Regions from separate parts of the Mus musculus genome. Here region 1 is linked to region 2. The links are chromatin loops, found by intact Hi-C in ENCODE. Cell type or tissue: heart. All regions are shown on one strand. Links, peaks and the distances in the headings refer to the core of each region. The heading gives the core; the rest is flanking DNA.

What was found. A loop is a pair of places that touch in the nucleus more often than their neighbours do. Peaks named below come from ENCODE experiments on the same cell type or tissue, not always from the same donor. Only the 100,000 strongest peaks of a DNase experiment are listed, where the experiment ranks them.
Region 1: a loop joins it to region 2, with 2.0 times the contacts of the local background. A loop is called at or near these places in 1 of 42 quality-filtered maps.

The regions. Positions count from the first base shown.
Region 1 is chr9:86,688,937-86,697,070 of GRCm38, forward strand. It overlaps Me1 (malic enzyme 1, NADP(+)-dependent, cytosolic), which reads right to left and starts at 6,978. Exons shown (of 14, transcript NM_008615.2): 1 at 6,737-6,978. The coding sequence starts at 6,814. A330041J22Rik (RIKEN cDNA A330041J22 gene) reads left to right here and starts at 6,506. Exons shown (of 3, transcript NR_045835.1): 1 at 6,506-6,766. In heart, for the core only: a CTCF peak has its summit at 3,941; no DNase peak of the experiment used is centred there; H3K4me3 peaks cover 320 bases.
Region 2 is chr9:86,589,645-86,597,778 of GRCm38, forward strand. It overlaps Me1 (malic enzyme 1, NADP(+)-dependent, cytosolic), which reads right to left. Exons shown (of 14, transcript NM_008615.2): 11 at 6,412-6,554; 12 at 4,800-4,973. Among named protein-coding and RNA genes, the nearest start is that of Rwdd2a, 22 kb to the left of the region's middle. In heart, for the core only: a CTCF peak has its summit at 3,624 (motif pointing right); a DNase peak (open chromatin) is centred at 3,187; H3K27ac peaks cover 1,700 bases.

The DNA.
Region 1 (8,134 bases), core at 1,134-6,133, 99 kb after region 2:
TTTATAGAAACATTGCAAGAAGATGTAAGATTACTGAACTGCAAAATTTAACATAACTAAGAAGGTTAACAAAAAATTCTAATTCCAAAAGCATTTACATTCAAGATTTTGAAAATGGAAAACAAGCTCCACTGTCCAAAGAAAAGTGATATATACATATATTATATATATGTATATATATATAATATACATATATATATATACACACATATACACACACATATATATACATATATATACATATACATAATTACCTAAGTGACTACAGCTTCCTCAGCGAAAACAAAGGAGACCAGAAAGTAGGAGGACCATGTGTGTTAATACTGAGGAAGAGGATTGATAACAGATAATTCCATACCCAGTGAAAATATGCTTCAGAAATGAGGGGAAAATAAGAACATTTTCAAAGAAAGGGAATCAAGACAGCTGGTCTCCTGCAGACCTGTTCTAAAAAAAAAAAAAATCTTGAAATGGAAGGAAAATGTCTCCTGAGGAAAACTTGGAACATCAGCAACCAAAAGTAAGGAGAGTAGCTGTAAATATCTGGGAACTGCATCAGATTCTCCACTCACTCCTGAACGCCTTAAAATATGTGTGAAAAGTTAAAAGGACATAAAATTTATGCTCTACCCAAACATAAAGATTTGAGTCGATGCAATACATATGCAAGGAGATATGGTCATAAGTTAAACAGACTGACTAAAACATAATGATAAACATTAAAACAATGGAAAAGGAGAAATCCCAGAGTAAAAATCAGAGAGGACAAACATCTAATAAAATGGTAGACATAAATCTAAACATAACAATCACATTAAATGTAAATGGCCTAAACACACAAATTAAAAATACTATTAGAAACCAGCAATGACTAATAAGATCATCCCAGCTTCTCACTAGTGTAGCTTTGTCAGGCTTTAAGAACTGACACTCCACATGGCATCAGTTCTTGAAATTGTAACTTGACATCTGTGGATCCCTTAAAGCCAGCAACACCCTCATGTTACATGTTAATTCTCAGAGAAGGAGTTGTTGTTTTCCATTTTCCTGATCTAACAACTGAATTTTTCTGATGGTTTGGAAAAATATAAATTGCAGGAGAAATTTGTGAATGTTATTTGTCTGATGTATCCTGTTTCTACTTTAAGATACAAGGTATCAGATTTCTCCTATGTCATAGAGTGACATTTTAAGGTTTTTTGTTTATTTGTTTGTTTGGTTTGGTTTGGTTTTTTTCGAGACAGGGTTTCTCTGTGTAGCTCTGGCTGTCCTGGAACTCACTTTGTAGACCAGGCTGGCCTCGAACTCAGATATCTGCCTGCCTCTGCCTCTCAAGTGCTGGGATTAAAGGCGTGTGCCACCACACCCGGCTGACATTTTAAGGTTTTTAACCTTAAATCTAAAAGATAAAATTTAGTTTTAATAATTTTACATTTGAAAACAAAAATTGATGTACTTATTATATATATTGGGGGAAGTATATACATTGCAGAATAGGTAAGTAAAACTAACATATGCATGATCACACATACTTTTTTGTGATAAGAACACAGAATTTAGGAAGACATCTTTAATATGAAGGTGGCTGTATACTACTTGGCATATACTCGTAACTATTATAACTTTATTCAAAATTGACTCCTCATTATGAAGAATTCCTTCTCTCATTTATGCCTTGATTTTACTTGGGAGCAGTGCTAACTGACTTTTTTGATCTTTGGTTTTAGAGAATGTTTTAGGTGGTGCCTCATGGTATAATGCAGGTTGACATACAACTTATCACTCAGTTTAGGGGGAGTTACAATTTCAACACAAGAGTTCTGGAGTAATATAATCACAGCACATAAAGACTTTTATAACACATGTGTATGTGTGTATGTTATTTTATAATATAGATGTACTATGTCACAATCAAGTTGGAAAATACATTTGGAGACTGAATAATTTAAAAATATTGCAATCTATTCTAAGTTTAAGGGGCCTACTTGTAATACTACACTGGCGTCTTAGGACCCCTGAAACCCTTTTCTGGTGTGTCTGAAGACAGTGACAGTATACTCATATATACATAAAATAAATAAGTAAATCTTTAAAAATATAAATAAAATAAAACCTGAAACCCTCAGATTCCTGCCTGGGACTCCTCACAATAGAAACACAGTCACGAGCACACAAACACTCTTGCTGTTGTTCGTAATCAGTGAAAAATGATGTTGGTGAGCTTAGTATAAAATCTCTAGAACTTCTAGTCTCATGGTTTTTTTAAACATTTTTTAATATTTTACTCCAAAGTTACCAGATTAGCATAGTGGAGACTAAAGTCTGTCTTCTGTCATCAAATTCAAAGGGTTAATGGTTGACTCAGATAGATTATAACTCCATCTGCATGACCTCAGGAAAAACAGTGAGTCTTAATATTCTCTGTATTATTCAAAACAATTATTGTCTTGAACTGCAGTGCTTTCTGTTCCTAATCACAGATCTGTTTGTTTCTCTTTTCCTCATAGCACAGCAAACCAGAACCTGCTATAATGGGGAGCAAGCACTTTTCAGAATCTCGCCTTTTCGATTTCAAAGTTAATAAGGAGGACCAAATTAAATTATTAGTAGAAACTACCACTAGCTGCAACTGAATCAAAATGCATAAAATACCAAAGGGGTGTAGCATTTGGAGACTCAAAGGAACAATTACCTACAACAAAGCTAACAATTAGCGTTTTCCCACCTCTGCATAAACAAAGTGAAAAATAATGGGAGTAATTATTTTTTTATTGTTCATACCATTTTAATTTTTGTACAGCAGTTTATAAAGCATGATTACTGGCCATATAAAATTTCTGAAAACAGAGAATTACAAGTCATCTAAATCAGCGGAAATCCTGAAACTAATACATTTTAAATTGTATACCTAAGTACATACACACACACACACACACACACACACACACATATATATATATATACACATACACACACACACACACATCTTAAAACAGTTCCGTCTGTAGGGTATGGTGGTTCACACCTGCAATTGTAGAAGACTGAGGCAGGAGTACTGCTTTGAGTTCAAGGCCAGCCTAGTCTATATAATGAGCTCTAGCCCAGCCTCAACTACACAAAGTGAGATTCTGTCTCAAAAAAAAAATGTATGTATGCATATATGTGTATATATGTATAGTGTTTATATATGTGTATACATTCATATATGTGTGTGTATATATAGACATATGTATGTATAAATGCATGTATATATGCTATGTTTATTAACACAGTAAATCCCCTAAGTATGAGGTAGAAGTACTTCCCAACAGCTGTGACAGAATCAGTCTGAAATGATATACATTTGACTATTAGCAAGTAGTAAGGTTTAGAATTCCGTATAAATTACGAAGATCCTATGTCTCTCCGGTTTGCTTTGTTGTTGTTCTTGACTTTGTGTCTACTGTTAAGTTTGACTTTTACCAATTTTTACTTCCTTAAGATTGTGCCAACACGTAGTTAAAATTTCACAGATTATAAAAGCCAAATTCTGGGGCTGGAGAGAATGGCTCAGCGCTTAAGAGCACTGACTGCTCTCCCAAAGGTCATGAGTTCAATTCCCAGCAACCACATGGTGGTTCACAACCATCTGTAATTGGATCTAATGCCCTTTTCTTGTGTGTCTAAAGACAGTGACAGTATACTCATATATACATAAAATATATAAATAAATAAATCTTTAAAAAAATAAATAAAATGAAAGTCGAAGTCTAACATTTTTAGCTCTATCCCATTAAACAATTTAATGACCGATTCAAAGGAACTTTAGACTTCTGTATAAATGTGTATTAATTAGATATTATGAGGTAGTTAAATTAATGGGTCTACTGTCTTAGGATATTGCCAGAACCAACACTGTGAAAGCTCCCTGCAGTTGCTGGGGTGATGCATGCCTTTAATCTGAGCACTAGGAGGCAGAGGCAGGCAGGCAGACCTCTCTATGAGTGCAAGGTCAACCTGGTCTAGATAGTCAATTCCCTCCAGGCTAGACAAAGCTACACAATCAGAACTGCACTAAATAAATAAACAAATAACTGACGAAGTAGTAAGTACAAAATAATATGGAGCACCTTAGTGTATAAGTGTAAGCATTAAATCATAGTGAGAATAAGATAATTAGGAAAGGCTTCCCTAGGGAAATGATTACTAAATCAATTAATATCATTTTAATTTTAGGAGTCACAACAAAAATGAAAAGAAGAAAATCTTCAATATATTTTAAGCTAAAGGCTAAGTTTGGGAGTTAGACACATCTAGGATAGATAGTAAAACATTAATTTACATTCAACATAACAGGAAATAGCACTATAAGGATTTGAATAACAGGAGAATGTGAATAAAATGCTAACTGGTAGATCTCTCTCTCTCTCTCTCTCTCTGTGGTGTGGGGGACACGCACTCTCTTGTGTACATATACAAGTTGTTTGTGGGTGCCTCTAGCTGTGAGCTGCCTGAGATAGGTGCTGAGAACTGAACCCGTGTCCTCTGCAAGAGCAGCAAGCACTCTTAACCACCGAGCCACTTTCCTCAGCAACAAAAGATGTTTTCATCCATACCTAAATGTACGGACATAATACTAACTAAGCATGTCTCGGTCACCCAAAGGTAGGATCGTCAAACTCTTCCTTAGTGTGGCTAAACGAGTATTCCTATAGCGGGTGACAGGCTAGGCTCGTCTGCTAGGAGAAATTTAGAAAGCACTGTTGACTTTAGCATCCCCTTGGAGTCAGGTCATCTCAACATTAAAAAATTAAATTAAATTAAGAATTCTGTCCTAATAACAAAGACAGGGGACTTTTGAGTATATAGCAGATGATGTTAATGCCACAGGCATCACGCTGACCCCAGGGCTGAGTAAGTAAAGTTCCTTCTATTGATTGTCCCAAGATGACCCAGATTTGTAATCCAACTTGATACACTGCAGGTAAAATGTGTGCACACATTAAGACTGTACTTTTCTACCTTTGGTGTAAGATCTTTGTGACAGTATCGTTTCTACAGTGGGTATCAACTGTTACAGGTTAGCAGGAGACTCCAAACCCAGTAAAGTATGCCTTTGCTATGGGATGGGATGGGCTGGCCTGTCTACCCACTCTTAACAAACATTTCAACCTTGACTTAAGAAAATCAAACAGGTTCTGCTACTCGTGTGATCTTGTCAAGGCGACCCATGATTTCGTCATAAGTCAGGACAGGCAGGTAACACGTGAGAGCCACAAGTGGCTTTGTCACACCAAAGTTTACCTTTGTTCTAGTGAAAATAGTCCTCGACCTACAGGATAATAAAATAGGAAGAAAAAAAATTCAAACTAGCAATTACATTGATTTTGAAGGAAAAATAAGTAGGAAACTTAAAATGTTTACACTACATAGCTATAAATAATCAAATAAAGATTTGTAGAAGTCACTACAAAAAAATTACAAACTCGCCGGGCGTGGTGGCGCACGCCTTTAATCCCAGCACTCGGGAGGCAGAGGCAGGCGGATTTCTGAGTTCGAGGCCAGCTTGGTCTACAGAGTGAGTTCCAGGACAGCCAGGGCTACACAGAGAAACCCTGTCTCGAAAAACCAAAAAAAAAAAAAAAAAAAAAAGAGTCATAAAAAAATTACAAACTCAAACTAGCTATAATGCGCAAAATAATCACACGTGTTTAAGTTATTAATAATGAGCACAAGTCACCCATAACATGACTAGAGAGAAATGCTGAGGTACACTTCTTAACGAAAAAGGAGGTTCACTAAAGTGATACCCTAAAAGACTTAACAGGCCTCCATGCTGACACTCATGTCACTCTCCACATACTGAAGAAATAGGAAATCAGATATGCACACACGTGCATGCACATATGTGCGTACGTGCGTGCACGCACGCACACACACACACACACACACACACACACACCATTCTAACAACCACCCACACTATAAAATAAGACCTAGTTACTTACAAAAGCAAACTGATCATTTCTAAAATGTTCTCATTTAGGGGAGATCTTGGGTATAGGGTGGGAGGAGAGATATCACAGCATGAGAAAAGGGAACTCTGATCTGGGGCATACATTGAATTTCCTTGTAATAAGAAAAGAAAAAAAGAGGACTGGTTTAAAAAAAAATAATAACTTTCCAAAAGTCAGAATTTAGAAAGGAAAATAAATGAATAAATAAAATAAATGACTGTACCGCCGTATCATGTAAGTTTTCCCACCTAGGCATGCACGTAGGGTTCAACAAGAAACCACCCACACCATACAACCAATGTCATCCCAGAAGCCAAGAGGCCCTGGAGCCCCCACATCTTGTGGATGGGATCCCAGGCACTCAGAGGCCATCTCTGTTCAAGGCAGGACCGGTAGGACCACTTGTCTCCACAGCAGCCTCCGGTCATTGCCAGTCCAGTCACCTGGACCGGGAAGGCACGTCGCGGCTGAGCTGGCCGCCCGCCTGCCACCCTCACGGAAAACGCTCGATTCCCACACTGGTCCACACTGCCCTTCCCGGGATGGGAAAGGGGCAGACAAAGAAGAGCGGACCACAAGTTACATCGCTCCCCGGGGTCCAGCATCGGGATGCTGAGAGGCGAGGGCGCCGGCTCCGCAGTGGCCTCCCGGGTGGGACGGTCCCCTCGGTGGCACGCAGGTCCCCGCGGCCCAGCGGCCGGCTGCGGGCACAGGGCGGCTCTCGGGGCCGCGGGGCTCACCTTGTTGAGATGCGGGTCCCGCGTCAGCAGGTAGCCGCGCTGGTGGGTGTGTCGGCGGCGGGGGGCTCGGGGCTCCATGGCTGGCACGGTGGCGGGGCGGACGCGGAGTGCGGCGGGCGGCGGCCGTGCGACGGAAGGCCCCGCGGCCGGGGGCGGGCGTGGGTGGCGAGAGGGGGTGGCGAGGCGGGAGGAGCCCGCGCCTAGCCGCCGCCGCCGCGGCCGGGCGGCCCGCGAGAAGCGCTGAGTCACGGCGGCATCGGCCGAGCCGCCGTGCGAGGGGGCGGGGGCGGGGCTCCGGCCAGGCTGGTGAACGCCAAGCGAGAGACCTGGGCCCCGACGGGTGAGGGGCGGGCCGCCTCGCTTCCTCGGCTCGTCCACTGTCCTCCCCTAACCCCAACGTCCTGGGTGCCAGCCATGCCCCCGGGGCCTGATGCAGGAGGGGGATCAACTTTGACCCAGAAAGTCCAGGCCTCGATGGCACTGGGCGAGAGGGCGACTCCCCGCCTGTATCTGAATAGCATAGGAGGGGAATTTCTTTTGAACGCGATAAGAGAAGAGGTGTTAAGAGTACACGGGTCCAGTGATCAGACCTATTGAGCTTAAGAAGGACTCCCCTGAGCGTTCTGGAAACCAAGATGTTCATTTTTGCAAGACTATATGGTTTCTTCTTTGAGGAAAGAGGGTGAGAATAAAAGGTCTTCCAGTATTCAAACCCTGTGGTTGCATTATTGATATTTCTACTTAAAGATTAAAGGACTGGAGAAGTAAGTCCCATGCCACTCAGGGATGTCTGATTAAAACAGAACAGAACAATCAAGCAGCCTTCAGACACCAAAGCCTTTTCTTTTTAGTGTAATCGCATGGCCAGATTCTATGGTATTCGCCTAAACACTGAGGAATGGTTATGGGGTTATATATTGCCTAGATACCTGTGAAATGTTTTCTAATTATTTTACTTTACTCTACCAGTACAACGATAGCTTTTAGGCTATGCTTGAATTCAGAAGTTTCTTTGGCCTGGCTTTTAAATTATCTAGACTCAGTTATTTTATAGAAAGCATTATATTAGCATTGCACAGTTCTTCAAAAACATTTCTTGTACTTAACATGACACCTTTCATTGTGAGTTTTACAACCCATAAATAATTTACCTCATAACATCTGAGAAAGGGGTATACTTTACAAAACTCCCTCTCCTAAATTAGATGAGGCGCATTGCAATTATAATGCTTTGTGTGAGTCAAAAACAGTTTAACAGCAGACCTGGAAGATACAAATTTCCAGGAGAAACCAATTCCAACAGTTTTAGTAGAATGAAGCTTTTATGACTTAAATTTAGAGATGTTGCTTGTCCATTGCTGTGGGACTTAAGGTCTATAGCAAGGATCGCCAATATAG
Region 2 (8,134 bases), core at 1,043-6,042:
GACAACAAGGCAAGTCCCCTGCCAGAGTAGAATACCCCCAACCAATGGGAGCAAGATAAATGTACAAGACATGTTCCTAAAGAAATCCCCTATCCCTAAATCCCGAATGGTAAAATAACTTGGCCCAGATTGCTCATGGATTTCAAGGCTTAAAAGCTCTGTACTATCCTGGCTCATGGTCGCAACCGGTTCCCAAGTCTGGTCCAAGGCTCCATCTATCAGAACTGGCCAAATGCTCAATAAACTATTCCTGTCTGACTGAGACCGGTGTTCGTGTGGCTTATGAGGCAACTCCTGGACCTCCAACAATAAGAATGACGCCGACAGGATCAAATATTTGCAGGTTTGGTCCTCAGTTAAGAACTGTTTGGAATGACTGGGAAGTGGAGATTTGTTGGAGGAGGTGTGTCAATGGGAGTGGGCTTTGAGGTTTCTGTGTCTATATGTCTCTTTCTCTCCTCCCTCCCTTTCTCTCTCCTTCACCCTGTCTGTCTCTCGGCTCATCCTGCACCAAGCCTACCTACACACTGCCATGCCCCCACCATGATGCAATGGACTAACTCTGAAACTGTTAGCAAGCTCCCGAGTCTATGCTTTCTTTTATAGGAGTTGCCTTGGTCACGGTATCTTTTCACAGCAGCAGAACACTGACTAAGACACCTAGACTTAGAAACTATTGGTCATGATTATATAATAAATTCATTTAACTAATTAATTTCTTGCTTTTGTGACATGGTAATAAACATGAGCTTTCCTTTGCCCCAGAGAAAGTGATCAGGGTTCCAAACTCTAAACAAAGAGACATTAAATGTTTACTACTGAAGTGGGCATGCCATTCCCCAGAACAGAGAGGAGAAGACAACTACTCCTTACCAGAGCTCAGGTAGGAACAGTTCACAGGTTGTGTTGGTTTTCCTCATTTATGGATTTAAGGACTAGTGAGGAGTGTCAGGTAATTCCTGATCTACGGATGAGACAAGAACCGAGCTGGGTGTCCTGGTGCACACACCTTTAATTCCTACAGTCAGGAGTCAGAGGCAGACAACCTGCGTGAATTTGAAGCTAGCCTGGTCTGCACAGTGAGTTTCAGGCCATCCAGCTACACATTGAGACCCCGGCTCAACAACAGCACTAATAACCTGGGGCTGCAGAGCTGGCTCAGTGATTAAGAACACTCGCTGCTGCTGGAGATGGCCAGAGTCAGATCCCTAACACCCACACAGCAGCTTACATGTCTGCAACCCCTGGGTATCTGATGCACTCTTTTGGTCCACAAGCATAAGGCACATACTTATACACATGCAAGAAAAACACTCAAACACGGTGCGGGGCGGGGGTGGGATCTAAATCACTGAGAACATAGCTACTATCCCAAACAGGAGAGAAACAATGGAATTGTTAGCTCATCTAGTGACAAACAGCTGACACACTGTAAAAAGTAGAACTGTCAGGCTGATTTGCACACAATGGTGCGACTCTATGTTATCTTTACTCCAATTCATGTCTAAAATGAAAGTATTAGATAGACAGAACTTAGCCCTGTTGTGTTATGATGGAATTTTCAAACACTGGAAAGAGCAAAGGGTTCCTGCCCATGCCAAGTCAGTTGTACGTCAGCACACGTGCAACTCTGGTAGTCTGCTGCATACTGCGCAGCCAAGGACAGCAACTAGAGCTGCCCTGTCAGGTATTGCACACAGTCCCAAAGACTATTCCCAGCACCAGGGAAGTTAACAGTCTCACTCTTCATAATTAAAACAAAGATTCAGAACCAGAGGCTGGAAAGATGAGTTCTTTAAAGGCCACTGCATGACACAGCTCTGCAATCAGCACCAGGAGGTAGAGACAGGAGCATCACTGAACCACACTGCTCTAGCCCTGACTCCCTAGCTGGCCAGCCAAGCCAACGGGTGATCTGTGGACTCAGTGAGAAAGCCTGTCTCAAAAGACAGCCAGTGTTAACCTCTAACCTTTACACACCTTCATACACATGCATCCACCTCTGCACAAGTACACACGCATGTACTACTCACACATAAAGCAACAAATACATTCTTAAAAATCCAAAAATACCCTTTCAGATTAGCCTAGTCAATGAAATTTCCAGTTTCACATGTGACCAAACTAGTGTATGTGTGTGTGTGTATGTATGTATATGTATATGTATATGTATATGTATATATATATATATATATATATATATATATATATATATGTATATATATATATGTATGTGTGTGTGTGTGTGTGTTTTGCCTTTGCCTTCATGAATGTCTGTGCACCTCTGTGTCTGTGTCTGGTGTCCTTGGAGGACCAAAGATGACGTCAAATGCCCTGGAACTGGAGTTACAGATGGTTGTGAGGCACCATGTGGGCTGGGAACTGAACCCAGGTCCTCTCAAGCACTGAGCCATCTCTCCAGCCCCTTCCAATCAGTTTTTGTGTATGTGTGCTGTAATACAGAAGTGATTAAATCTGGGGTTGTGGAATAAAGCAAGTCACTCTAATTTCTGAACTGTGACTTCAGTGAGCTGAACCAGACAGCCTTCCCCGGGCAGTGAGCATCTACAGCACTAAGTTTGTTCTTCCAGGAGCTTCTATTGCACTGCTTCCCCTGTGTCAGCAGCTTGTTGTTGCTATGACATTCTGAAGAAGGAAGGGCCTTAAAGGGAGTGAACTCTTCAGTTAAAGGAGCGACATGATCTTGTTAACATCCAAAGCTCTCAAGAACAACGCCAGCCAGGTTACCCTCAGGGTCCGAGTGTTTAAAAAAGTGTAGCCTCGAGGCTGGGAACGTGCTTAAATGAGCATGAGGTCCTGAGGGGATCTCAGTATCTATGGGCTGTGGGCAAGGCTCTGCAGCACACACTTAGACTCCCAGTGTTGGGAGGCAGAGTCAGGTAGAACCCTGGGTCTTGCTGGTCAGCCAGCCCAGCCACATCAGTGAGACCCAGATTTAGTGACAGATCTGCCTTAAGGAACTATGTGGGAAGCAAAAATAATACCCTAAATCCACTGTGTGTGTGTGTGTGTGTGTGTGTGTGTGTGTGTGTGTGTGTGTGTGTGCGTGCGCGCGCGCGCATGCACATATGTGCAGTCTTCATTAAAAGCAAGCTGAAGACCAGGGGAAGCAAGCAAGGGCGTGTTGTCTGAGGAAGGAGAATGCTGTGATGACACAGCTGGGAGGAAACCAGCAGTGAGAGAGCCCAGTTGCCATGGCACCGGTTGCTTTTCCTTGACTTGGTTCTGCTATTTCACCATGTAGTACAAGCTGACCTGGAGCTCTCTGTGTAGCCAAGACCAACCTTAACCTTGAAATCCTACATCTAGACCCATCCCTGAAAATGCTGGGATTACAAGTATGCATGAGCCACCATACCCAGTTACATTTTTTTCTTCAAAAAAGAAAAAAAAATTTCAGAGACCAAGGGGGAGGTCTGGGTGTCACCATGTAACTCTGGGTGACCTGAAACTTGCTCTGCACAGTAGACTTTTCTTGAATTCTCAGAGATCCACTTGGTTCTACCTCCAGGGTGCTAAGATGAAAGCCCATGAACCTTTGACAGTGATCAGCAATCACTATTTATGAAATGAGAAATAAAACGTATTTACCTGACATTGTCACTAGAGGGTGCTAGAGTTAAAGGAAGAAAACATGGGCTAAAGAATTAAGATCATTTTATGCTTTCCTAAAAGAAATAGTTGTACTTTTCTTTATGTAAAAACTTTAAAATACTCTCAGTAATTACATATACATATATATATGATATATATATGTATGTGCGTGTGTATATATGTGTGTGTGTGTGTGTGTGCGCGCCCAAATTTGGAACACAGTTACAACAGGACCAGCATGCAAGTTATCAGTTCATGGTGACAAATATATCCCACCCACGGCACCAGGATCCTGCTGAGGCTCGGATGCAAAGGAATCGGACAATAAGCGTAAGCTCCCAGGACCATTTGCAGCAGGATTAACGCCACTCTCTGTCTCTGAGCTGGTGCCTCACGTTCTCTCCACCGTGTCTAAGAAACTGCGGCTAATGTATCAGCTTGGGGCTGGGTAAAATCAGTCCTCGACCGTTCAGGACTGCCTGACAGGTGGGCTCGGTGACGCCCTGAGGGACTTTCCCGAAATCCTACTGAAAGCTGACTTCTCCTATCAGTGGTTTCCTTAAAAAAAAAATCCTGATTACATTTGTATTTATTTATGGGGAGGTGGCATGTGCATGCCATGACACATGTGTAGGAATCAGAGACCAAGCTGCAGGAGATTTTCTTCTACACTATGAAGTCCTGCGCTGACTGACTTCAGCTCATGAGTATTGGCAGCAAGTACCTCTATCCACTGAACCATCTCATCAGCCCCTCTAGTGAGCGTACGAACCTGCAGTGTCCTGTTTTAGTCTCATATCTGCTTAAAAACTAGTGCAGCTTTAATTTTCTGTACTGAAGCGGTAATGACAGACACTTCTACTAAACTGTGTCAGACTTCACAATGCCATTATTTAGGCAGGCTCACGGTGGAGAAATGTGACTTACCGACATTTGGAAAAAAATACTTTTAGTTGTTTCACTGATAATCAGTAGCTAAAAGCAAGTTAAAGATTCCTCCTTTGAAATGAAAGCTAGTCTCGACGGAGGAAGACTCTCACTAGTGATGCTTAGCAACCCACTAGCTACCCACTCCTAGTCTCTGCTTAGCATTCTTCACACTTGACAGACAGCTGTGACACTAAATAAATAAGACACCGCACTGGGCAAATCCAGCCTTGGCACACACCAGCTCTTCACAGTACCTCAGCAGTGGTGAGGAAGACCTTATCATCGATGTGTCTCAGTCCGCAGGCCACCACCCCAAGAGCAACTCCAGGGAACACGTAGGAATTGTTGCCTTGGCCAGGAAACAGAGTCCGTCCATCTGGGAGAGTGACTGGATCAAAAGGACTGCCGCTGGCAAAGATTGCACGTCCCTGCAACACAGACACACACTGCTGATAAGGGAAGTGGGGTGTCTGAGGACAGAACCGTCTGAAGGAGGCTTAGGAGTGTCTAGAGCTTAACTCCTGGTGAGCCCGGGGGCTGTGCTGTTGGTGCTGCCAAGGGGTCAGCACGGGTGCTTTTTACTCTATGTTAACCTGCCCAGGAATGAACTCAGCATAGGACTCCCTAAGGCTGCAACTCTGTTCTCTGCAGTGGTCCAACCACAGGCCCAGTGGCCACATCTGAAGAGGCTTCTAACTGCAAACGTCTGAAGATGAAGTCAAGAGGTTCCTAGAATTTTCGAGATGGTGTGCTAGGTTAGAACTTAGTGTCCAGTTTCCTGGTGACTTTCAGTGTTTTACAATACAGAGCATTAGGTGAGAAATAGGTGAGACCACCTATTTCTGACACACTGAAGGTTTAAAATAGAGCTATATAAGCTGAACTCGAATTACGGATGTGTGTGGCAGGAGCTCTAAGCTAAGGGAGGACTGTTGACATACACAGAAACAAAGCAATGAATTGCGCACTTGCTGATCCAGGGCCTCCTACGTGCAAGTACTACACTACGATTCTGTTACTGCTCAAGGGCTGTGTGTTCTCCCTTGAGGACTTAAAGCTATGGAAGAATGTGAAGAAAACTCAATCTGTAGATGAGATAAAGATTACAATTACTCAGGATACTGCCTGCCACCCCAGATCAGAGAGAAAGGCGTGGAATGGCTCCTTGTCAAAGCATCATTAGCTCCGCGACCATGAAGGCTTGAAACATCATTACAAAGTCGAGCCAAGCTCCGGCTTGCACACAGTATCATGACTTTGTGCTGTGTTTACATTCTCTATTTTATATTTCCAAAATAGAAGTTTTAGATGCATAAAATCAATCTCATTTTTGTTACGATATTTTCAAGTCTTTGAGGAGAACAAAAGGCCTTCTGCCAAGCTATCAGTCAAATATATATCAGTACAAACACAGTATAAAATTAACTTTTTATTTTTAAAACTGGGAAGTATTGAGTGCCGAGGACTCTATGCCAGTCTGGCTGGGTATCAGCATAGCTGCCCAGATCCTCCACCCATGGCATCAAAATCCAAACCCAAAATTTAGCTAAGCAAAAATTAAACTGTGGCTTCATTTTGTATGCTTCAGTGCTAAGAAACAGCTAAAGATATCTTCATAACCACCCGAAGTTCAGTTCTTTCCCTTTACTTTTTTTATATTTAAAACTTTCCAAGTCACTCAAGGGATGCTACCATGAAGACCTACAGAGTTGGTTTATTTCCTGAGGATGAGAAGGTGGAGTCACCACGGAAGAAGAGTCTTCCTGTATCTTTCGGTTCTGATGGGAGGGAGTAAGGCTGAGGTCAAGGGGTGATCAACACCGGAGCAGCTCAGGCTTCCTGGATGACCCATCCTGGACTGCTCACCTTGGTCACCTTGTAGCACTGCTCTGCAGAGCACTCCGCTTTGCTGGTCGGATTACTCAAAGCAAAGATGATGGGCCGCTCGTTGAAGGCAGCCATATCCTTGAGAATTTGTTCAGTGAAAGCACCACCAATTGCAGCAACTCCTACAAAGGAAACAAGAAACCAGGGATCAGAACTGGTCAGTTCTTCCAAAGGCCCAGACCCCCAAACAATGAGATATGGCAACTCACTTCTAACAGGCCCTAACAAAGCACAGAATGTTCACCCTGAAGCCTAGTGATGAAACAATGTTGCTTAAGGCCAATTATCTTTAGGGTTACAAATCAATAAGTGCCTTTATAAGTCACAGATAAGACATCAGACTCACAAGTCAGAAGTCCTAGTCAGTCATTAGGAACTGTGGTTACAAGTGTTTCTATCAGGAAATTAAACCATGTCTGATACATTCTCTCTAAGCAATTTTGAGTAGACCATGGTAACTGTGTCTTTATAAAGCGACATTAGCTATCACCTCATTCCACTGTGAAGCTGAAATAACCACTCGCTGGAAGCAGAATAAAGCAACTAACAAACTAACGTAAGAAAGGTAAAAGGTCTAAGTTAACTGAAGAACACACTGTATAAGACAACCCTGAAGGCTTGTGAAGTTCTTTGTGATTCTGGATCCTCATCCCTGACATTATCAACTACTGCACAAGTGCTACTAAGATTACACTATGATTGAAAAGTAGACAGACACACACAGAAAGGGAACAAACTCATAGCTTTCTTCAAGATTTGAAGCACAGAATTTGCACACATCTGTTCTGCTTTTCTAAAGCAGGGTCTCAGACAGCTCAGGCTGAGCTCCTGTCCTGTGTTCCTGTCCTGTCCTGTCCTCCTGTCCTGTGCTCCTGTCCTGTCCTCCTGTCCTGTCCTGTCCTGCCCTCCTGTCCTGTCCTCCTGTTCTGTCCTGTCCTGTCCTCCTGTCCTGTCCTGTCCTCCTGTCCTGTGCTCCTGTCCTGTGCTCCTGTCCTGTCCTGTCCTCCTGTCCTGTGCTCCTGTCCTGTCCTCCTGTCCTCCTGTCCTGTCCTGTCCTGTCCTGTCCTCCTGTCCTGTCCTGTCCTGTCCTCCTGTCCTGTCCTCCTGTCCTGTCCTCCTGTCCTGTCCTTCTGTCCTCCTGTCATGTCCTGCCCTCCTGTCCTGTCCTCCTGTCCTGTCCTCCTGTCCTGTCCTGTCCTCCTGTCCTGTCCTGTCCTCCTGTCCTGCCCTCCTGTCCTGTCCTCCTGTCCTGTCCTGTCCTCCTGTCCTGTCCTCCTGTCCTGTCCTGTCCTGTCCTGTCCTGTCCTGTACTCCTGTCCTGTCCTGTCCTCCTGTCCTGTCCTGTCCTCCTGTCCTGTCCTGTCCTCCTGTCCTGTCCTCCTGTCCTGTCCTGTACTCCTGTCCTGTCCTCCTGTCCTGTCCTGTCCTCCTGTCCTGTCCTGTCCTGTCCTCCTGTCCTGTCCTGACCTCCTGTCCTGTGCTCCTGTCCTGTCCTGTCCTCCTGTCCTGTCCTGTCCTGTCCTGTGCTCCTGTCTGGACTTCCCAAAGCTGGGATGGGATGGGAGGAGTGCACAACACCCACAGCTACACACTACACACTGTACTGTGCACACAAAGGCACAGCATGCACAGCTACACACTACACACCTTACTGTGCACACAAAGGCACAGCACGCACAGCTACACACTACACACCGTACTG